Regions from separate parts of the Homo sapiens genome. Here region 2 is linked to region 1. Evidence: chromatin loops called from intact Hi-C (ENCODE). Cell type or tissue: GM12878. All regions are shown on one strand. Links, peaks and the distances in the headings refer to the core of each region. The heading gives the core; the rest is flanking DNA. Region 1 overlaps HECW2 (HECT, C2 and WW domain containing E3 ubiquitin protein ligase 2). Region 2 overlaps HECW2 (HECT, C2 and WW domain containing E3 ubiquitin protein ligase 2).

Region 1 (10,315 bases), core at 145-4,144:
GCTATAGACCAGTGATTCTCAAACTGGCATCCTTGGTCTACTAGAAATTTGCATACATAAGCTCAAGCTCTGCAAGAATTTTTAAATTTTGTGTCTTCACTTCGATGATCAAAGCACATGAAACAATATAATAATATTTTAGATGAGATGGATGACATTTATGACTGAATCTTGCCATATGACTTCGGGTCCCATGTTTGTATTTATAGGGCACTTGGTGCAAAGTGATCAGAGGTGAGCTTTTAAAGGGACGGCGAACACACCTGGCTGCCCTTAGGCTGTCAGGGCCTTGATGTTCAATATGATAATAACACCAGTCCCCATCTGCCACTTACGCACACTTCGCTTAGCAATTAAAAAAACCTTTTCTCTTACAGTATTAACTTGCATCATGAAAATGATCAAGTGGGGTTAAGTAATGTATATGTAAATTACCACAGGCTAAAGAGAAAATAAAAGAGATGGATTTAAAAAGAAAATTATGCATTCATGCTAAATAATGCATAAAAGATATCCTGGCTTATTCTAAGAACAAAAGCTCTGCAATAGTTTGCAAATAGAAAAGTGGTGGTAGAATCCACTCATCCCAAGGCACATTCAATGATATGTTTTATCCTTCAGTATTGTATTTCAGGTTACACTATTAAATGAATTGGCTTATCAAACCAATGAATCAGTAGATAAAAATAAGCTTTTTGTTAAGAAGGAAAAATGATGACTGATAATTCCAAGGAGGCACATGCTAGGCCAGAGATGCAAAAAATCAAAAGAATCAAGTCAAACACAAGCACAGAAAGGTGCAAATGTGTCTTTCCACCAATAATGGTCTCAACATTGGTGATTTGGCTTCTGAAAAACAAAGTATCCTCATATTAATAGCATTAATTCAAATGTTATTGATTTTTTCTAGTTTTTAACTTAATTTGTATGTCTTTTGGTTTTGTAGTTTATAAAAGCTGTAAGCATAAGAGGTTTATACATATTTTATATTTGTACACATTTAAGTTTAAAATAAAAGTGACTAACGTCAACATTATAGGTCCGCAATATTTCTTTTTCCTTTTAGAGTGGAAAAATAACAGATGTGACTCTTACAAATTTTCATGAGTCCACCCAGCGTTTGGAATAACATAACAAGTTTGAGAAATGTTGTTAAAGACAACTGATCATGATTAGAGGAATGTTTGAAAATTACTTTAATATATTTATTCAAGTTTATAATGTATACAGTTAGAAGGAATCTGTGGCAGTCCTCTCTGTTGCCCAGTCTAGAGTGCAGTGGTACAATCATAGCTCACTATAGCTTCAAACTCCTGGGCTCAGGTGATCCTCTTGCCTCAGTCTCCTGAGTAGGTGGGACTACAGGTATGTACCACCACACCCAGCTAATTTTTAAACATTTTTGTAGAGACAGGGTCTTGCTATGTTGTCTGGGCTGGTCTTGAACTCCTGGCCTCAAGTGATCCTCCTGCCTCAGCCTCCCAAACTACTAGGATTATAGGAGTGAGCTACTTACTGCATCAGCCTGGCTTCTTCTTAACAAAGAAATTCAATTCAACCTCAGTGGTAATATAATGAAGATTAAGGTTATACTAATACAAAGTATTATCATTTGGCTCTCTCTACATGGGTACGTTTATCTCTCTGTGCCCCTTAGAGTACATTCTAGCACTTTTATGGGTACACCTTCTGATTTGGCTAGTGAGGTACAACTTAAATTCCTTTTGAAACATAAGTTTCTTCAGGGCAAAAGCCCTTGCTCCTTTATCTTTTTTTTTTTGAGATGGAGTCTCACTGTGTCACCCAGGCTGGAGTGAAGAGACCCAATCTCGACTCACTGCAACCTCTGCCTCCCGGGTTCAAGTGATTCTCCTGCCTCAGCCTCCAGTGTAGTTAGGATTACAGGAATGCGCCACCATGTCTGGCTAATTTTTGTATTTTTAGCGGAAATAGGGTTTCATATGTTGGCCAGGTGAACTCCTGACCTCAAGTGATCCACCCACCTCGGCCTCCCAAAGTAGCTGGGATTACAGGCACGAGCTATGGTGCTCAGCCCGTCCTCCTTTATCTTTGTGTTCCCCAAGTACAAAACACTTTTCTGTCTACCTGATAAGTGCTTAGTAAAATACAAAGCAGGGACATGATTAATTTAGGCCAAAATAACGTATGTGGCTCCTAACAATTTCCACCCGGTGTTTGGAATAAACAATCTTGCTATCTTTTTTTTTTCTTTTTTTCCTGTGGCAGAGAAATAAAAAAAGAATTGGAAAGCCAATGTCCAATTATTTACTAAAACAGAATCCACTGGAGAGAAATGCAAAGGCAGGTAAAAAGGCAATCTCTTAACATGAAAACTCACAACTGTAAAATGAGAACCTAAACTATACAGCGACAAACTCAGGAAAAAGTCTCCAGCTACTGCTGTCTCTCAGACTCTCACAGTATGTGTAACCACTTCCTCCTCTGCACGGAATCACCCCAGAAGATCAACTCTACTAGATCATTTGAGGACAATGAACAAAGTCTCAAGACTGAATTCCCACAGAAAACATTCTCATGAAACCACCCAATATTCTGGTGAAGTTAAAGAAGGGCATGTGTTCGGAGACAACCAGAAGCAGCAATGCTCAAAACCACAAAACTCTGGATTGCCGACTCTGCACATCCTGGTTCCTCTAGATACAGTTCAGTGGCACATTCACAAATAAACGTTTTCAAAAACTGCCCTCAGGCAGTTCTAGAGAAATGCTTTGACTTGCCTAATGGTATAATGTCAAGAAAGGAAGACGAGCACTGATCATTCATACTCATTATTACAGTCACAGGGCACTGTCTGACTTGACAGATACAGCCGAGCAGTTAAAAGGTTATGGGAATTTAAGTCCATTATGGTCATACGATTCTTATGGACCCAGAGATATGAAATTAATCAGCCACATGTGTAGGGACAAAGTTTGTCATAAATAGATATAAGTTATCTGCATGCTAAGAACTTAGTTACTTAACTCTGTTTCCTCATGTTAATATAAACATAATTATAGAATGCAAATGAAATACTTAGCCTGGAGCCTATTATATAGGAAGCACTCAATAATTTCAAACTATTGAGTATATTATTAGATAGGCTCCATAATTATTTATTCCTTTTTCAACAGACAGTATGATCTATTGAAAATAAAGCCAAACTAGATTTCTTTGACCCACTCCTTTTTCTGTTTGTATTGTTGGCAAGTTGTTCTAAATCAACTTGCCAACATACTATTAACATGTTATTAACATAGAAGGGATGCTTATTTTGTTTGCTTTGTAAGAAATGCTTCTGATTCAGTAACTGGGCAATTTATTTAAATATAAGTAAAAAGCAGATTTTATTAAAAACTACTTTGTGCTATCATAAATAACTCATTGTTCTCTGTGATTCAGAAGTGGATTTATTATTCTTTTGGGGTTGGGGAAGGCACTGAGACTGGTTTCAGCACTGATATTTTGCTTTGGTCCACAGACAGTCCAAGTCTAATGAGTTACTAAAGGAAAATGACATTTTACTGAACTGTTTTCTTCATAAATATAACAGAATGTAGGAAAAATCAACAGTAAAACAGATGTACCTAAAATATTATTATTCCTCATGTAAGAAAACCATCTTGAAAATCATGATTGAACCACTTATTAGCAAAAAAACACAATACTTTGGAGAAATATCCAGTGGATGAATGCATGTATAATTTGGGGAATCTTTCAAAGTTACATCAGAGAACAATGTTTATCAGAAAATAATTTAACAAATATCTGAGAGTGATACTATGAAAAGAACCTAAACTAATTTTGGCTATTGGAGTTCCTGTTTTGGGCCTTTTAAATTTTAGGTGATTGACTGTCCAGTTGTCTTCAAGTTGACATTAATAGTTAAAAGAGATTCCATGCATCAAAAATGTGAAAATTAGATATATACGTGATATACAATTCAAAAGCATATGCAGATCTATAAATTAGTACATCCATTCAAATAAAACATGACTAGCACTTATTCCTTTTGCAGAAGTCATAGAATAGATGACAGGTTCTAAGAATCTGTGTTCCTTACTGCCCTGAAGAAGAAAGTCTCTAATCTCTTAATAGGCCTACAAGATAATTAGTTCCTTGGAAAGGTATTTTAATATACCTTTGGATGGCTTCTAAAACGTTATCTTAATGATATTGCCATGATATTTTGGCCCTCAGTAATTTCCAGCTAAACCTTGAGCCAGAAGGCTCAGTCCTCAGTCTAGGCATGGAGCAGTCAAGGCTGGTTTTATTGTGTAAATGTAAAATATTTTAGAGTAACGCTCCCTGTAGGAAACAATGTGACAGCACCACTAAAAAGCCCTCCTATAAACAAATTAATAGTTGAATTAAAGATGGCCAGGCAGGGTGGCTCACGCCTATAATCCCAACACTTTGGGAGGCCCAGGAAGGCAGATCACTTGAGGCCAGGAGTTCAAGACTGGCCTGGCCAACATGGTGAAACCCCATCTCTACTGAAAATACAAAAATTAGCCGGGCATGGTAGTGCATTGCTGTAGTTCTGGCTACTCAGGAGGCTGAGGTACAAGAATTGCTTGAACCCGGGAGGCAGAGGTTGCAGTGAGCCGAGATTGTGCCCACTGCACTCCAGCCTGGGTGACAGAGTGAGACTCTGTCCGCTCCCCACCCCCAAAAGGAAAAGAGATCCTAGATCCTAGTTGCATTTAAATTATATCCACAGAATCACACTGGTCCATTTATATGCATGATTAATTTCAGGAATAGTGGTTTTTAGAATTAGAGTAAGTTTAGGGGCAAATTACTTTAAACTGAGTCCTTCTGATAGAACAAAGAAGTGAAGGGCACACTACTAATATAATATTGATTTAAATTTACTATATGCTTACTATGCTTACACAGTATCAAATGGTTTATACATATATTATTTCATTTAATCTTCAAAAAGATGCTGGAAGTTAGAAATTCCGATCCCCATTTTACAGACGAGGATGACAACTTGGAGGTTGTTTAATGTCTCATTCGAAGTCACCTGGTGGGTAAATTGCAGAGCCAGAATTCAAACCTAGGCCTTTCTGGCTCCAAACCTGAACAAAATCTTAAGAGCTATACTCAACTACCTTCTAAGAGCCATTACTGCTGCTCTCCCAGTGAGACAGAGTCTACTATTAGGACTTCCCAATGACCATTACTATGTGGTGTCAATAAATTATTTTAATCAGGTGTCCAGGCACAGTGGCTCATGCCTGTTATCCCAGCACTTTGGGAGGCTGAAGCAGGAGGATCTCTTAAGCCCAGGTATTCAAAATGAACCTGTACAACATAGCAAGACTCCATCTCTATTAAAAAAAAAAAAAAAAAAACACAAAACAATTAGCGGGGCAAGGTGGTGTGCTCCTGTAGTCCCAGCTACTTGGAAGGCTGAGGCAGGAGGATGGCTTGAGCCCAGGAGGTTGATGCTGCAGTCAGCTGTGATCGCGACACTACACTGCAGCCTGGGCAACAGAGTGAGACCCCCTGCCTCAAAAGAAAAAAAAAAAGGTGTCTTTAAAAATTCAATAATTATCCCTATGTAAACTGTCTGTAGGAAAATAATAGTCTCAGTCCAGATTTGCTATTATTTAAGTTTGGTACAGCAAAGATCAGAAGTTTGCCATGTTGGTCCAGACATCTGAGTGATAAGTAAACAAATCAGGAGAGGACTAAGGGAGAGAGCTAGGCAGGTCTTAACAGGAAAATGCATATGGATCATCAGAAGTAAATTCATGCTATTTTCACCAAGTACTTCAGTTGTTAACCAAGACTAACATTTCCAGTCTAATATTATATGCAGAAAAATTCATTTGCCACAAAGCTAGAAAAGAAATAGGTTAGCAATTTTGAACACTAGGGTTTATCTTAAGAAAGATAGCTTTTGAAACTTTAACTTTTTATTAACTAAAATTCTGTATTGTTTGATAAACTTCAAAATGGGCCATTATTTTTAAAATAAAAAAATTAAGAGTAAAATTAAACTCTAACAAAACCCCAGGGCTCTTCAAATAGGATAATGAAAGGAAATAGAAGGTTCAAGTCTGCATTTGCCTCTAGTCTGGTGAATCCTGAGACACATATCCATTTGCCTTTTGTGGTTCAGAATTTCTTGACTCCCAAGTTACTGATTTCCTGATAACATAAAATATGGAATGATCTAATCTACCCAGAATGAAAAAATTATCACAGATCATGTCCTCATGGTGAGGGGAGTTATATAGGAAGCACTCAAGGAGGAAACAGCCTGCTGCCAAAAATAATCACTGGTGCCTGGGGAGAGCTGGACTAGTAGGGAACAGATTTACTGGCTGGACTTAATAATCATATTAGAGGGGAAATTCTCAACTCTTAACTCAGGTTCATGGCCTTTCTCATTACATAGTGCTATACAAACACCAATACTAAAAATTTTATTGAATTTTTAAATGTGCATTACATTCACCTATAAAATACTGTTAAAGGTTGTTTTCTAATGAATATATTTGTATTCGTATAAAATGTTAGAACTTTTTTTCAGCTTTTATTTTAGTGTCATAGCATACAAACATCTTCTTTCAGTGAGAACCAGTAGTAGCATATAATAATGCCATGGGGACACTACCCATTTTACAGATGTGGTACTGACGTTTGGAAGCTGATTTTTCTAACAGGGGAAATAAACATCTCCTGAGGTTTGTTTAAAAAAAAAAAGGACAGCAACTTAGTACCATTCACATTTGCGTGATAAATGAATTTATAGGGAGCAGTGATTTAAATACAGCAGTTGAAAGTAAAAGCCATATCACAATGCATGGAAAACCATAGCCACATAGACAGGAAGACACACCAGTGAAGTCTCAGGGAAGAGAAAACTATACATAGATGCAAACTAAATGAATTGCCTGCTATCCTCTGGCTTAGGATGAATCACAAGCAAACCAAGAAAACACAAAGTAAAGAGGTATACCTACTTCAATCTCTCAAGGGCTACCACTTTTATCATTATATTATGGGAAAAATAAGAAGGAATATTTATCTTAAGTGGTGTGCCACAGATGAGAAAGGACATATGCCAAGCTATGTTGGTACTGGGAGTCCTTGCTCCAGGTATGAATATAAGGTCCACAGTGAACTTTGACACATAGATTACTGAGTGGCTCCATTCCATGTATAAATCTGTTATCAAAAATATCATTGAAATAGGAAATTAAAGAAGTTCAGCCTATTTCCCACCCCTGTGTTTGTGGGAATGCTCCTCACAACTATATAAAACAGAATGTTCTCTTAGATATACAAACTTCCCCTTTACGATGTTATGATAAGCAAAATATTTAACTCCCAAAAACTTGACAGAAAATGAAAGTGCAGTGTGACACACACTCTGGATAGGAGGAGTGGTATTATCTCATTGATTTACTTTTACTTATCATGACAGCATCTGCTTCCCATGGTCACATTCTGTAAAGATGGAAATATATTTCATAGCCTATCAAATAATTGCATAAAAATAGATTACCATGTGAATCCTATGTTAGAAGAAAGATTATGCTTAACTGAGGACTCTAGATGCCACTAAAAAAAAATCTTCAACATCTTTAGGAGATTAGAGACTTTTCAGACTCTAAAAAGCAGAAAGAAAACAAAACAAAACTTGAAGCTACCAACTTGGGCCTGCAGCTTTTCCCTCTGTTAGGATCTGTTAAGATTCTGTCAAGTCATTAAAGACTAATGACAAATGCCCTGTCCAGGTAGATTAGATCACCTAATCTCTCTGATGGTGGAGATTTAAAGATATGTTAATTCGTATTACACACTAATGTGGAACGCAGAGAAAAAGTGAAAAACTTCTTGAGTTTCCTGTTTTGTGGGGGATGGGGTACACTTAGAGGAACAGATATTAACTAGTGGCATGTGTTGGTTGGAAGTGGTAGAAGAGAGAGAAAATAGAGTTCCCTTTATTTTGTGATTAGCAAAAGAGGAAGAATTTTGTTTGTTTTGCTTTGAGGTCTAGGATTGCTAACATTTCTAATTAGATCACTGAGGGGCTTGTTTCTGCAATTTTTTAGAACTAAAACTTCTTACACAAGATTCTCTAGGGGAACGTGGATTACTGAGTGGATGCCATAATAAACAAACATGCAAAATCTTCACTTGCATAATTATTATAATTTTTCCGTGGTTAAGAACAGCATGCTTATGTTGGGGAAGGCACTAAGAGTTGAGTCAAATGTTATTAACCATGTGAAACCAGGTGAAACTGGGATTTTTATATACACAGTGTTTATAGTATAATACTTGAAATTTTTTGTAGCTTTAGCCTTTACAAACTTTAGAAGGTAATGACAACTTTAAAGACATGAGACCAAGGTCAGGCACAGTGACTCATGCCTGTAATCCCAGCACTTCGGGAGGCCGAGGCGGGAGGATCACCTGAGGTCAGGCATTCAATACCAGCCTGACTAACATGGTGAAATCCCGTCTCTACTAAAAATACAAAAATTAGCTGGGTGTTGCGGTGGGCACCTGTCATCCCAGCTACTCGGGAGGCTGAAGCAGGAGAATCGCTTGAACCCGGAAGGCAGAGGTTGCAGTGAACCGAGATCGCACCACTGCACTCCAGCCTGGGCGACAAGAGTGGGACTCCGTCTCCCCCTACCTCCAAAAAAAAAAAAAAAAAAAAAAAAAGACATGAGACCAAGAATATCGTGAGTATATTTGGTAATTTATTTTCAAATCGACAACTATATACATATATATTTTTACATTCAGTATGTGCAAAATGCTATTCTAGATATTTGAACAGTAAGGAGGAAAAATAATGATGAGTTGGATAAGATCCCTATTTGCAAGGCTCTTAAAATCTAATTGGAAAATAACGCATAAGGACTTGAAAAGTCAAATCAAAACACAAAAGTCATAAAGTCAAACCAGTACAAAGGACAATGTGATACATTTCATGACTCATGATCAAAATAGTGTCAAGACCAAAGGTTATTGCAGCCAACTGTGCCATCAGAATTATACAGAGAGGTTTTGAAAAAATAATTCTTAGGCTCTACCCCAGACCTCTTGAATTAAATTTCTGGGTAGGGCATGGGAGAACAGGGGTATAAATTCTGAGAAGGGAGAGGAATTGGAGGAGGCATGACCTGGCATTTTGTATTATATAAAGCTTCCCAGGTGATACTGATGAAAACAGTTTGGCACAACTTAGTGGATCAGTATTTGGGAATCACTGCTGTGGGCCAGGATGGTACCACCAGGCAAATATACTTCTACCAGTAAAGGTGACAACTGGACTTGGGGTTAAGAAAGATTTTCAGCAGAAACTCTTCTTTTCCTATTCCCACTGATGCCTAGCACACTTAGATAGAGAAATACTAGCCTAGATCATGAAAGTGAGAGTCCACAGTGGAGTTGAAAGATTTCAAGGAGGGAAAGCTTCTGCTGGGTTTTAGTGGAAAAATCTTGCTTCCCAAACTTAGAAGGAGAGAAAAGCTTGCCAGGGAAGGGGAACAGCATGTATTCAGGAAAGTAAAACTGGGCTTGAGAAATGATGTTTTGAAAAGTTGTTTAGAAGAGAGGGCTCATGCAAGGTGAGGCTCAGTTTTAGAGAATATCAGATTCCCTACTTAGGTTCTAATCTGTTTTTATTATGGAAAAATGTGAATACCAAGTCTGGAACTCTATATATCTCAGTTCAATAAACTGTATGCTACTTTTGCTTACTCAAGTTACACTCAAAAAGTTATGTCATTAATTTCATTATAATCTGCACTTCTAGGATAAACGCTTGGCTTAAATTTTTTTTTCATATTTCGTTTTTTAAATAGGGTTCTGGGTTGTTTAGTTGATTTTATTCACCTTTATTTATTTTTTTTTTGAGACAAAGTCTCACTCTGTCGCCAGGCTGGAGTGCAGTGGTGCAAATCTCAGCTCACTGCAACCTCCACCTCCCAGGTTCAAGCGATTCTCCTGCCTTAGCCTCCCGAGTAGCTACAGGCACACACCACCATGCTCAGCTAGTTTTTGTATTTTTAGTAGAGACGGGGTTTCACCATGTTGGGCAGGATGGTCTTGATCTCTTGACCTCGTGATCTGCCTGCCTCGGCCTCCCCAAGTGCTGAGATTACAGGCGTGAGTCGCCGTGCCCGGCCGATTTTATTCAACTTTTATACTTAATAGAGAGAAGCCAGCACTACAATACCTGGTGATGATGACAAAATATTTGCATACAAGATGTTTTGCAAAGGATGTCAGAAAGAAAGAATAAATTTCCAAG
Region 2 (13,017 bases), core at 3,544-7,543, 110 kb after region 1:
ATCAATGTCCACAGGTAGTCTGCGAAGCACTGGTGAACTCTACAGAGAAGAACCGGCCTTCTTGGTTAGTCCAGTGAGCCTCTCCTAACCCAGGATTTTAATACAAAAGTGAATATCCTCAACTTCTCATAATTACTTACTGTGAATCTGTCAGCAATGAACGATCTCTGTTTTCTGTGAATCTACCAACTTCTTTTTAGCTTGTATCCCCTTTTAGAATAACATTTTAGTAACATTTCTTAAAAGTTTACTTTCAACAGTGTAAAGTAGTACTTTTTCACTTTTATTTTTCTTTTAATTTTCAAAGAGACCCTTGAGTCTTAACATTTGAGGATTCAGTGACGAATGCTATCATTGTATTAATATCTGTACCCTATCTGTGCATTTTTGCTAACATGAAACTATGGTCTCTCATTCTGCTATTCTCAAAAAGCAGGTCCTTTAACTGCTTTGCTCATCTTAATGCCAGGTCCCTATCAACTATCTAATGATTTTCTTGATATGTGGCAATAACAGTAATAAGAAGCACAAAGTATCAGTAAATTATTCTAGTCATAAATACATGGGACACGGATCTCATTTTGTGGTTTCCCTGCCTCCTAGTAAACTTTGAATCATAATTTTCTCCCTTATTGAAGACCTGCACTGTGAACAGTATTAAAGTTAAATGTTAGATATATTCTTTACGGTATCTGCTTCCTGGTTGATAATATCCTTTGGTGGTCCCCTACAGTTTCTACTTTTGGTATATAAGTGTTGCCAAGAATAACATTTTCCCTTTCCAAGTTAAACATGGTGTTTATAAAAGGTGTAGGATGGAGAACCTGGAAGTATGAATCTGTGCATACAATGGGTAAAGTCACAATAATAGCAACCACTTTCCCAGTTGCCAAGATCTCTGGCCAGGAAGAATAAAAATGAGGATTTTTTCCTCCCTACCTAATTGTGTCCCCCTTTGAGAAGAGTTAGGAAGTCAACTATTAAGTGTCCAAATTTGCTTTCTGATGCTTATAAGTTGCACACTAAATTTGTTCATTTTATTTGCTTAACATTTTTTTTAGAAACCCAATTTTTAAGACATTTTCTCATGTAATCGGTTAACTATATGACTAAGAACTCTCTGACAGCTTGTAGGCTGTCCAGAACAGCTTTGGTTCCGCGGCCAAAAATGGACACCTTTTTAGCTGTGTGAGGTTGGCCAAGTGATTTAACTCCCTAAACTTTAGTTTTCACATCTGTACAATTGGGATAACGAGGCACAGCCAGTACAATTTTGAGAGGATTGTGAAGCTACATAAAGTCAGCAGCACACGACCTGGTGCAGAGTCCACGCTTGCTGCAGTAAAAGCTCAGATATGAGTGTTGTTATTCTTAACAAGGAAGACTCTAAATCACTGAAATAAAATCTAGAGAAGTTCTTGGAATTTTCTCACTCTGACAAGTACACAAAATAGATAAAGGATAGTCCACCAGGAAGGCAGCTGGCTAGATGAACTGGCCTCTGCAGTCTCCTTGATCTAGGTTATCTAACATGCCCAAACCATGTTCAAATTCAGTACTTTGTTTGTAATTCAAGTAACATCTTTGGAGAAAAAGAATTGCCTGTTTTCAATTAACCAAAGGAATTATAATTATGTTAATTTCTTTTAGTGTACCACATACATTTGTTTCAGCACACTTTGGGAAAGGTTAAGTGGAGCAAATATAACTAAAATCACAGGACATCTTTGTAAAAGCAGATGGCATTCATCCAAAATGTCCTTCCTGGAACAAACTGTAACAACTTGATTCACTCCCACCCTTCCCTACCAAGCTATATTTAAAGGTCCGTAAGCATTTCCATCATAAACTGCTGTCATCAGGATTTGTAATTTTACCTTCTAACCTATTTCAGGGTTTATATACAAACATCTCAAACTTAAAAAAAGCTATTGTTTTTAAAATTTAACAACTTCCTTCAGTAAAGGATAAGAGTACAAGGGGAAACAAACAAAAAAGTAATGATTATACATGAAAAAAATTATCTGCCATGGCTTGATAAGCAAAATAAGGTGCATGCTCAAGAAATATGTGCCACCATTGGGAAGCCGAGGCGGGCAGATCACGAGGTCAGGAGATCGAGACCATCCCGGCTAAAACGGTGAAACCCCGTCTCTACTAAAAATACAAAAAATTAGCCGGGCGTAGTGGCGGGCGCCTGTAGTCCCAGCTACTTGGGAGGCTGAGGCAGGAGAATGGCGTGAACCCGGGAGGCGGAGCTTGCAGTGAGCCGAGATCCCGCCACTGCACTCCAGCCTGGGCGACAGAGAGAGACTCCGTCTCAAAAAAAATAAAATAAAATAAATAAATAAATAAATATGTGCCACCAAAGATTATATAAATTCAACGGTGAATAATATGTCATGATTCATAATAATTAGAAGCTAAATAACTGTCCAGAAATTAATGAAAAGGTAAATTGTGGTACAGTCATATTATAGGGTATTATGTAGCCATCCCATGATATTCTCAAATAATTTTTAATAACATGGAAAACGTTCATGAGATAATAAGTGGAAAAACATACTGCAAAATTATATGTACAATAGGAGCTTAACTGGATTATAAAATAAATATGTATACAATCTATATTTAAAGTTGTAAAAGAAATATGCCAAAATGTTCATAGTAGTTATAGCTTGGCTGGAAAACCTAAGTCCTTCATATTTGTCCATAATTTCCAAGTGGTGTACAATGAACTTGCATTACCTTACTAATCAGAAAAGAAACGCTTCATTGTGGCTTAGTGTCACAGACAAATACAGAAACAGTAATACAGGAAAAAAATGAAGGCTGGCATCTCTCTCTTATCTTTCTACATCCTCTGCACTGCCCTTGCAAATCTATCTTTAATCATCAACTATTTTGACATTTGAAAATCTTATTTGTACTGTGGATTTATGAAATATTCAGAAAGAAGTTTTCATTTATCAAGCAGTTTCCCCAAAAAGTGACCTTGTAGCTATCCACAAAGTATTATCAACAACTCATATCTCAAGATTCTAAAAAATACAAGTATCATCCACCATAAGGTCACCTCTAGGGGACAAAGCATAGACGTGGGATACATCCAGTAAGGGAAGAGTAAAAAAAAAAAAAAAGAAGCAAAGACGGCACATGAAAACTAGTTTTGGCCGGGCGCAGTGGCTCATGCCTGTAATGCCAGCACTTTGGGAGGTCGAGGTGGGCAGATCACAAGGTCAGGAGTTCAAGACCAGCTTGGCCAACATGGTGAAACCCCGTCTCTACTAAAAAATACAAAAATTAGCCAGTCGTGGTGGTGCGCACCTGTAATCCCAGCCACTCGGGAGGCTGAGGCAGAATTGCTGGAACCCAGGAGGCAGAGGTAGCAGTGAGCTGAGATCATGCCACTGCACTCTAGCCTGGGCAACAGAGTAAGACTCAGTCTCAAAAAAAAAAAAGAAAGAAAAAAAAGAAAAAGAAAACTAGTTTCAATCTGTTGAGCTGTTGTATTCAAAACTTCAAGTATTCAGCAGATATCAACTTAAAGAGAACTGTCCCAAATGGAATCATGACATCAATTTAAATCAAACATAAATATTAAAAGAATTCGGAGTCCCAGTCTATCTTAGAGCCTCTCTAACTCTGACTGGAAACAGACACAGACAGACACACACAGAAATCACACTGCAATCAATCATTGTGAGCATTCATGATCACAGATATTTCCAGTTTCTCTATAAACTTTAATAGATTCTACTTTTACTTTTTTCATTGAAATAATAGTTTTTGCCAGTTTGGGAAGTATGTTTTTAATTTCACAGCTTGTTACCACTGGGTTTTGAAAGAAAAGGAAGTGGTAACCTTTTTCAAAACATCAGGACGGGTAAAAGACTGGCAAGTGTATACTTGAGAATCAAAATTGATTATTAGTGGGAACACAACAGTGGAAAAAGATGTGGATATTGGTATCATGCAATGGCTAGGAAAAAGGAATCAAACATGAGAGGTGGGAAAACGTCTACAGAGAAACATCATCTATTTCAATTTTTCTAATGGAGATTGTCCAGAATAAAAGTGAAATAGCCTCTACTTATTACTGTATTGCAGTTATGCAGATATTATGAATGACACTTGTTCTATATCACCAATGCCATACATTTTTCCAAGGCTGATGAACACGTTCTTGAAGCTTATATGTCTACTATTCAAAGTACTTTCGCATGTACCTTCTTATGCCAGTTAGGAAAATCTGGTCCATTTGGATACACTGTCAGGTCCAATTCCCTCTATCAGTCTACGTTCCTTCAGGCTCAGAACCACGTTTTATTAATCTCCATTTTCCTAACAATTACCTAATGGTGGGAAGGGCACAATACATATTTTTGATTAAAAGAATAATAACACATTCTGAATCTTAGCTTTTATTACCCTCAAACTTTGCCCCAAACCAGAAGTGTGAAGTACTTCATAACTTATTGGTCTCCAAATTTGTATATTTAAGAGCAACTATTTAAACAACAATTTGAAGAGATACTAAGAATATAATAGACAAAAAGCCACATCAAAAATAATCTCATCATACTGAGAAGTAAAAAACAAGAATCCAACAACAAAACATAAATTAAAATAGATTTTCGGCTGGGCACAGTGGCTCATGCCTGTAATCCCAGCACTTTGGGAGGCCGAGGCAGATGAATCACAACGTCAGGAGTTTGAGACCAGCCTGGCCAACATGACGAAACCCCATCTCTACTAAAAATACAAAAATTAGCTGGGTGCAGTGGTGCGCACCTGTAATCCCAGCTACTCAGGAGGCTGAGGCAGGTAGCAATTGCTTGAACCAGGGAGGCGGCCATTGCAGTGAGCCAACATCACGTCACACCACTGCACTCCAGCCTGGGCAACAGAGCAAGACTCTGTCATAAAAAAAAAAAAAAGGGCCGGGCATGGTGGCTCACGCCTGTAGTCCCAGCACTTTGGGAGGCTGAAGCAGGCGGATCAACCTGAGGTCAGGAGTTCGAGACCAGCCTGACCAATACGATGAAACCCCGTCTCTACTAAAAATACAAAAATTAGCCAGGTGTGGTGGCATGCACCTGTAATCCCAGCTACTCAAGAGGCTGAGATAGGAGAATCTCGAACCCGGGAGGTGGAGGTTGCAGTGAGCCAAGATCACACCACTGCACTCCAGCCTAGGCAACAAGAGCAAAACTCCATCTCAAAAAAAAAATCAATACATAAAAATAAATGAATGAATTAATTAAGATCGTTTTTCATTCCTTGGGGGAAAAAACATAGAGTTACAAACTCTATAAAAATTATTGTTTGATCATACTCAAATTTCATAAACATGCCAAGGAAATTTTAATAACATTAATTCCTAAATCAAAGAGAAACCAGGTTGGCCAAAGCTATCCGCTAGTTAGTGCCACGGAAAAGTAGCTTAAACTTTCAGTGATAAAATAATGAGTAAATTCTGAGAATCCCGAAGAGAGAGTCTCAAACACAACCTAAGAGGCAAATTATATTATGGTCATTTTGATTTTTTTGTCAGTTTTAAAGTTATCTACTTGCAACAATTGTATTCTTGATATAAGGTACTAAAAATTGTCCTGATGCAGTGTATTAGTCTGTTCTCACGCTGCTCATAAAGACATACCCGAAACTGGGTAATTAGTAAAGGAAAGAGGTTTAACTGACTCACAGTTCCACATAGCTAGGGAGGCCCCACAATCATGGTGGAAGAGCAAGGGACGTCTTACATGGTAGCAGGCAAGAGAGGGCTTGTGCAGGGGAACTCCCCTTTATAAAACCATCAGATCTCATGAGACTTATTCACTATCATGAGAACAGCATGGGAAAGACCCACCTCCACGATTCACTTACCTCCCACTGGGTTCCTCCCACAATACGTGGGAACTGTGGGAGCCACAGTTCAAGATGAGATTTGGGTGGGAACATAGCCAAACCATATCATGCAGATTTTCCTGAAATATCCTCAGCATAGTTAATGCATGAATGAAGCAAAGTTTCCATTTTACAAATTTCTCATGCAATAACAATTGCAACATCTGAAAGCACTTAAAATAAGTTTTTCTCACTGTTTCTTACCAGCAGATTAAGTCAATACTGCTAAGCCAAATTAGAAAATGTGAACCAAACAAACAAGCAAAATACAAAAGAGAAAAAAAGGAAAGAAAATCAAGAAGTATATATTTTCTTGGCACAAGTTTACTCAGATGCAGTCTCACAAAGCATTTCTGCAATTATTTTAAAAACAAGTTCCACTGTTAAATCTGTGTTCAGATTAGTTTTGCACGTATTACTCTAAGAGTAGCAAAATCACAACTGTCTCCTCTTTGGCCTTTCCTTGGGTTGGGAGTCAATGGGACTGCCATAAGTAGAGCAGAGTGGTTAAAAACCCAAGCTCAGAAGTCAGATTCCTAAGTTTAAATTCAGGCCCTACCATGTCATCTTTTTGTCATCTTGGCTAAATCACTTTAATTCCCATTGCCTAGGGCTGAAATAGCATATATACTGCACCACCACCCCCATACACACACAATTTCATACAATGTGCTTTTATTTATGAAAAGAAACACGGAAATGATAAAGAAGAAGCCACCACAAATGGTTACCTACAGAGAGAATAAGTGTTCAGAGTGGAGATACCAGGGATAAAATATAAAACTACTCTTAAAACACCTTCTTGTATAGCTTTCCCCATTGGCCCAATTAGAATATTTTCAAAACCCTGCAATTCATTAGAACACATGAAAATAAAATGTTTAAACACGAGTTCATAGCAATATTAAAATATATGTAGCCCCTAAATAAAATAAAAGTAAAACTCATTAGTCACAATTGACAATAACTAGGGCACCAATGCCCACATATTCTGAAAACTGTCATTGAAAATTAAAGAATTAAGCATCATTTTGCTTTTCCAGAATGAACAGTATTTCAAAGGTACTAACAAGCCATGAGGAGAAGTGCTTTTTACATAAGAATTCCAGGAAATAAGTACAGAAGAAATAAGATAATTACAAAATTCATAATTTTTCAATGCATAAGAAAATAATATATTTGAAAACATTAGACAAAAAAATCAATGAGAAACATTCTAACGAAGACATTACGCTGCCACAACTTGAACCCACTAATCAATCTTAGCATCACGAAGAATGGGGCAGTCAGACTCTTGTGTAACTTTTGATGGAATGCAACATGAAGTACACAGCACCACCAAAGAAGCATCCTTGGGGAAAAACATTAACTTGATGATATTCAAGACCCTTTTGGTTAACCTCCAATTTATAAGAAATAAGGGAGTCAGTGGAACAAGTTAAAAGACAATACCAGTGAGCAAAAAAAAAAACAAATCCTGAATGTGAGACATTCTCAAGGACAACAGATACAGTTGTCACTGGCACTGTGAAAAATGAAAGGAAAAAATGATAGTGAAAAGAGTCAGATAAAACTAATGCACTCTAAATAAGTCTATTTTTATTTACAGTTCAAAAACAGGCAAAACTAACCTACAATCAAGCCTTAAGGAGGCTGTGATTGGGAGTATGAGAAGGACTTTTGAGGTGCTGAGAATACTCTATGTCCTGATCTGGGTGGCAGTTATACAGGTCTACACATACGTAAATGTTCATTACACAGTACACTTAAGATTATGGCAACTTGGCTGGGCGTGGTGGCTCATGCCTGTAATCCCAGCACTTTGGGAGGTCGAGGCGGGTGGATCACGAGGTCAGGAGATCGAAACCATCCTGGCTAACATGGTGAAACCCCGTCTCTACTAAAAATACAAAAAATTAGCCAGGCGTGGTGGCGGGCGCCTGTAGTCCCAGCTACTCAGGAGGCTGAGGCAGGAGGATGGCATGAACCCGGGAGGCAGAGCTTGCAGTGAGCTGAGATCACACCACTGCACTCCAGCCTGGGCGACAGAGCAATACTCCGTCTCAAAAAAAAAAAAAAAAAAACAAAAAGATTATGGCACCTTAAGGACTTTCCTAAATATGTGCAATTCCTCAATAAAACAATAAAAGAGACATAATTAGCCTATGGTGTTTGAAGTCAGGACAATGGTTACCTTTAAGGAAGAGTGTTACTGAGAAGATGCAAGAGCCATAAATTTATGATGATTTTACTTCTCTGCATGTATGCTATTCTCCAGCAAAAAAAAAAAAAAAAGGATGAGGGGAGAAGGTACTGCTCTACATTAAAGGTGACATAATAAATAAATTGTTAACTGGATTTTGCTTAAATCAATTATTTTTGAGAAACAGTGAAATTTTAATATTAGATAATTCTTGTGTATAATATTAAGCATAATAAAGACATTTTGCTTATTTAAGAAAATATCCCTATTAGAAGTTCATAGGGGTGAAGCAGTTGTCCTGTGTGGCTATTTAAGTCCCTGCTCAGTTCACTCAGTGGTTGGATAACAAATGCACAAAGATTTGCTTAAATGCACTCAATCAGTAAGTCCCCCAGCCTTTGCTGATGGGCTGTGTGTGTTTGATGGAACACTCCTTCAGTACTCTAAGCAGTTTATAGCTCTGCCTTAACTTTTACTTCCTGCTTGCACAGAGCCTGAAGGTCAGGCACAGAAGAAAATAAGGTCTCTCCTGGGTATGCACACAGCCCTTTGTATGCATTTGGCTTTCCCAATTCCCAGGAATATATTTGAGCTTTTCAAAGCCTGCTATGCACATCTCTTTCTCTATATTGTCCTTTTCCGTTTTTTTCTGTTAGTCCCTTATGTGCCCCAAGTGGTATTGCCACCTCAGGTAAGTGCAGTGTTAAACAACTGTCATTGGTTGTTTTTGAAAAGTGTTCTGGTGATAGGGTTGTTTGCACCAAAGAAGCTATGAGCCAGGTTAACGAAAGTCCTGCAAATGGGGCTTTTCCAGAGAGCTGCCAGACATGTCAGGTAGTGACAATTCTCTAACAGGGATGAGGTTTTTGGGGAAGCTCCAAACCCATTCTGCTGCCGTTAGTGGCTCGTAAGGTGTGTTTGTTTTCATGACTACCATGGTTGCAGAGCTTCTGGTTTTCAGTTATTGCAGAGCTGGGGAGACAGGAATGATAAAAGGCAAGTCATAATAAAATGTTACACAGCCAAAGCCTACTGTGCTGAGTTCAACCTGTTTCTTGAATAAATGCTCCTCATGTACTTGAAAGCTTTTGGCTGATTTCCAGAGTTCTAAAAAAGTTGACTTTTGCAATTTTCTCCAGTGTTTTCATTGCTTTTTTGGGGAGCAGAATGTGGTGGTGGGGGTTCTCACTCTACCATTCCCGAAGTGCTTCTCCTCACAATCATCCCTTGAAGATTAGATTGGGGTAAGAAAACCCCTGACCTAAGCCCCGTAGGAAAACCCTACCCGGCTTCTCAGCTGCCATTTACAATAAGCACAGTTGCTTAAAGCATGATGCTCTTTAGAAAGTCTAAAGTCCCTTAAGACACTGTTCTGTGACCATGAACCTCACCAATCACCCCACATGGTTCTCACGTCACTGAGTCTAAGGATCAGTTCAGCACAAAGTCATCCCTCCTACTAGAAAAATGATTAAATTCAGCATGTCCTACTAACCATGTGGACTATGATAGTAGCTTCTATGAAGGTTTTATCTTCATTTCATAATGCTTTGGTGCCTTAGCTGTTAATAAGTTGTAAATCAGTATAGAAAAATAAAGTAAAATCAATGTCCATATAAAATTCTACCCAAAATCAACCAACAGTGAAATTTTCAAGCAGGTCACTGGTTTCTCATAGCGTCAGGATTATAAAGAAGCAGGTTCCAGTCTATTAATAGCCAGAAAATGTTCCTTATATTATAATAAATAAAAGTAGACGAAAAGTTCTGGGAAGTCAGGAAGCAGACATTTGCCTCCTACCAGGAGGGCAAGAGTTTCCCAGAAATCAGACCCAGCTGAGGTTATAAGGGTCATTAGTAAGGCAACATCCCCATGATAAGGTTCTCTGTGGACCATGACTAGAAGTCTAGTGTGATATAAAGAAGACAGCTTTCCTAAACTGCCAGATTTCCTGCAGAAATCTACTGCAGGACACAGCTGACATTAGTCTTTAACTAGTTTAAACTGAAATAAAATTAAACGTAATATTAAGCAAGACAAAACACTAATGTGATTTAAATATATACATATATGTATGATTATTCATTACAGCACTATTTGTTTGTAATAGAGAAAACTGGAGACAATTTAAATGTCCACTACTTAACCCATCAAATATACCAGTTAATAAATTATGTTACATCTCAACAATAAAAGTGTGCACATATATAAGAATGGGACTCTTTCTATGTTCTGACCTGGAAAAATCTGAACAATATATAAGTGAAACAAAGTGTAGAATAGTGCATATATTTTGCTATTTTTTATATTAAAAGAGGTGAAAATTTCTACATAGTTGTATTTGCTTATTGATATACATGTATGTATATGTGTGTGTGTATATACATATAGTATGTGTGTGTGTGTGTATATATATATATATATACATGTGTGGAATATATATCCATCCATATATGTATAAAAACTTTGAAAGAATAAACCTGAAACTAATGAGCATTGTTACCTGTGAGAAAAAAAGGGAAAAATTTGGAAATGCATGAGAGGTTGAAAGGAAACCTGTCAAACTACTTCTTTGCATTTAGAAAGTTTTTTGGGCCAAATGACTATATTACTTAATCGAAAAAAGGCCTCTGGTTATTCACATAGGGCAAAAAAAAAACATGTAATAACATTATCTTACAGTTTTTTAAAAAATTAGAAACTAGAGATGTATTCAGATTTTGTAAATCTCTAGTTGATGAAGCCCTAAGTAAACCCCAGAAAGAATTTCTGAATAGGTATATAACATGAAAAAGGATAGAATGAGAGTCTGTACAATATAATAGCGGATTGTATTCTCTGTCTTGTAGCAATACGTGCCCTACTTTGTCTTCATTATTTATAAATAACCTGGCTTTAAAAAGCATCTACAGCAACTGCATTTCCAACGGAAATGGCACTTGCTTTACATGAATGTTCTAAACCAGGGTAGCTCCATGATAACCCTGACCTTTAGAAATGTAACCAGCCTCAATACTAGTAAAAATGATATTGCAAATGGTAGCAGGACCACAAGTAGCTTTCATTTTATTCTATTTTCTGTATTTTAAATGTTTTTCACTAAGCTTAACTTTCATGATCAGGGACAAAACTATATTTTTCATAAGACAGGTGGCTCTGGTGGCAGTATGGGGGATGAATTGCAGTAAGAGGAAATTGGTGGCAGAAGCATCAGTCAGAAGAGTGGTTCAAGGTAGGAGAAAGATAACAAAGATAGGAATAAAAGTTGAAGCAGTGGAGCCAGATATAGATAAGTTGAAGAGGTTAATTGACCAGGCCACCTGGATGGAAGTGATGAAGAAAAATGCAAGCATAAGTCTCAAATGTCTGATTTGCGTAACTGCTGCCAGCAACATTAAAGAGGCGTATGAAGGAGGATGAAGAATGTGGTCAAATTCTGTTTGGGCTACAATGAATTTGAGGGGTCTGAGGCCAATCCAGGTGGAGATGCCAAGTCCACAGCTAGAAATACAATAATGGCACTCAGAAAAAGAATGAAGATTGGGGATGTAAGTGTATAGGTATTGGCTGAATCCATGGAAACAGATGAGATTGCAGGGTGCCAAGAGCAAAATTAGGAGAAAAGAGCCTAGGAGAGAAAAGTCTGTGGAACACCAACTAAGGTGGAAGAAGAGAGAGCAAAGGACAAAACAGAAATAACTTCAGGCAGGTAACTAGAAAAGAAGGGTCTAGGAAAGATTAAAGAGTAGACCTTTTCAAGAAGGGAACAGTGACATCAACAGCATCAAATACTGTCAAGATTTAAGAGGACAAAGCCCCACTTCACCCAGTTGGCAATGACAAGGGCTCCAATGTCCTCAGTGGGGCAGTGACAGTCAAGGTTTGGAGTTGAAAGCTAGGCTGAGGTGGGCTGAGGAATAAAATGGAAGGTGAACATTTCAACTAAGAAAACTAAATCATTCAGTAGTGGCCCTTCACACATCACTCATTTAAAATCCCTAAGACGTGAACATGGAAATCATATTCTCATTTATTTCACGGCAAAAGGTTAAACAGTTCAGTATAGTGGTTAAATATATTCCCTGAGTTAAAATCCTGTTTCTATCACTTGTGTGACTGTGTCTCATATTACTCATCTGTAAAATGGCAATGGGAATTGTACAACCTCAACAGGTTACTGAGGGTTAGATGAGGTGAGCAACTAGCTTAGTGCCTGCTCAGTCATTCAGATGCTATTATATTTCTTCACTCTTCCATCTGTGTAAAACCAAAAAGAAATTAAATCTTGACCTCCCTGATTGAAGGTTGGATTGTTTAACAAGCTCATTCAGCACTGTTCATTAACCTTACTCATTCACTTGGCAATAAACATTTATTAAGCCCTTTCCATGGGCTTTAATTTACTGGAACCTGGGGACAAAAAAAATGATTAAGGCTTGATCCCAGCTCTCACAGGCTACATAAAAAATTCTTTTAGGCTGAGCACGGTGGCTCGTACCTGTAATTCCAACACTTTGGGAGGCCGAGGCAGGAGGATCGCTTGAGCCCAGGAGTTTGAGACCAGCCTGCATAATATAGAAAGACCCCATCTCTACAAAAAAATTTAAAAATTAACCAAGCATGGTGGCATCCGCCTGCAGTCCCAGATACTCATGAGGCTGAAGTGGGAGGATCACTTGAGCCCGGGAGGCAGATGCTGCAGTGAGCCGAGACAGCACTACTATACTCCAGCCTGGGCAACAGAGCAAGACCCTGTCTCCAAAAAAAAATTGTTTTAATCATAAGGTGGCAAATAAAATAGCAGAAGTCTGAAGAGTTATTCATAAGTATTTACACAATGAAATGATGAACAAAACACTTATTGCCCCTCCCTAGTATTTTTTACATTCATTCATTATGACATC

Evidence for each region. Peaks named below come from ENCODE experiments on the same cell type or tissue, not always from the same donor. Only the 100,000 strongest peaks of a DNase experiment are listed, where the experiment ranks them.
Region 2: it touches region 1 in a loop (12-fold over the local background); 1 of 110 quality-filtered maps calls a loop at or near these places.

The regions. Positions count from the first base shown.
Region 1 is chr2:196,260,804-196,271,118 of GRCh38, forward strand. The region is part of intron 17 of HECW2 (HECT, C2 and WW domain containing E3 ubiquitin protein ligase 2); the gene reads right to left. HECW2-AS1 (HECW2 antisense RNA 1) reads left to right here. Exons shown (of 3, transcript NR_110226.1): 3 at 2,248-3,401. Among named protein-coding and RNA genes, the nearest start is that of HECW2-AS1, 5.9 kb to the left of the region's middle. RefSeq lists an enhancer at 2,412-2,531. In GM12878, for the core only: no CTCF peak of the experiment used is centred there; a DNase peak (open chromatin) is centred at 2,538; H3K4me3 peaks cover 774 bases; H3K27ac peaks cover 2,245 bases.
Region 2 is chr2:196,371,710-196,384,726 of GRCh38, forward strand. All of the region lies in intron 2 of HECW2 (HECT, C2 and WW domain containing E3 ubiquitin protein ligase 2), which reads right to left. Among named protein-coding and RNA genes, the nearest start is that of HECW2-AS1, 120 kb to the left of the region's middle. RefSeq lists enhancers at 5,732-5,971, 8,686-8,825. In GM12878, for the core only: no CTCF peak of the experiment used is centred there; a DNase peak (open chromatin) is centred at 5,862; H3K27ac peaks cover 3,948 bases.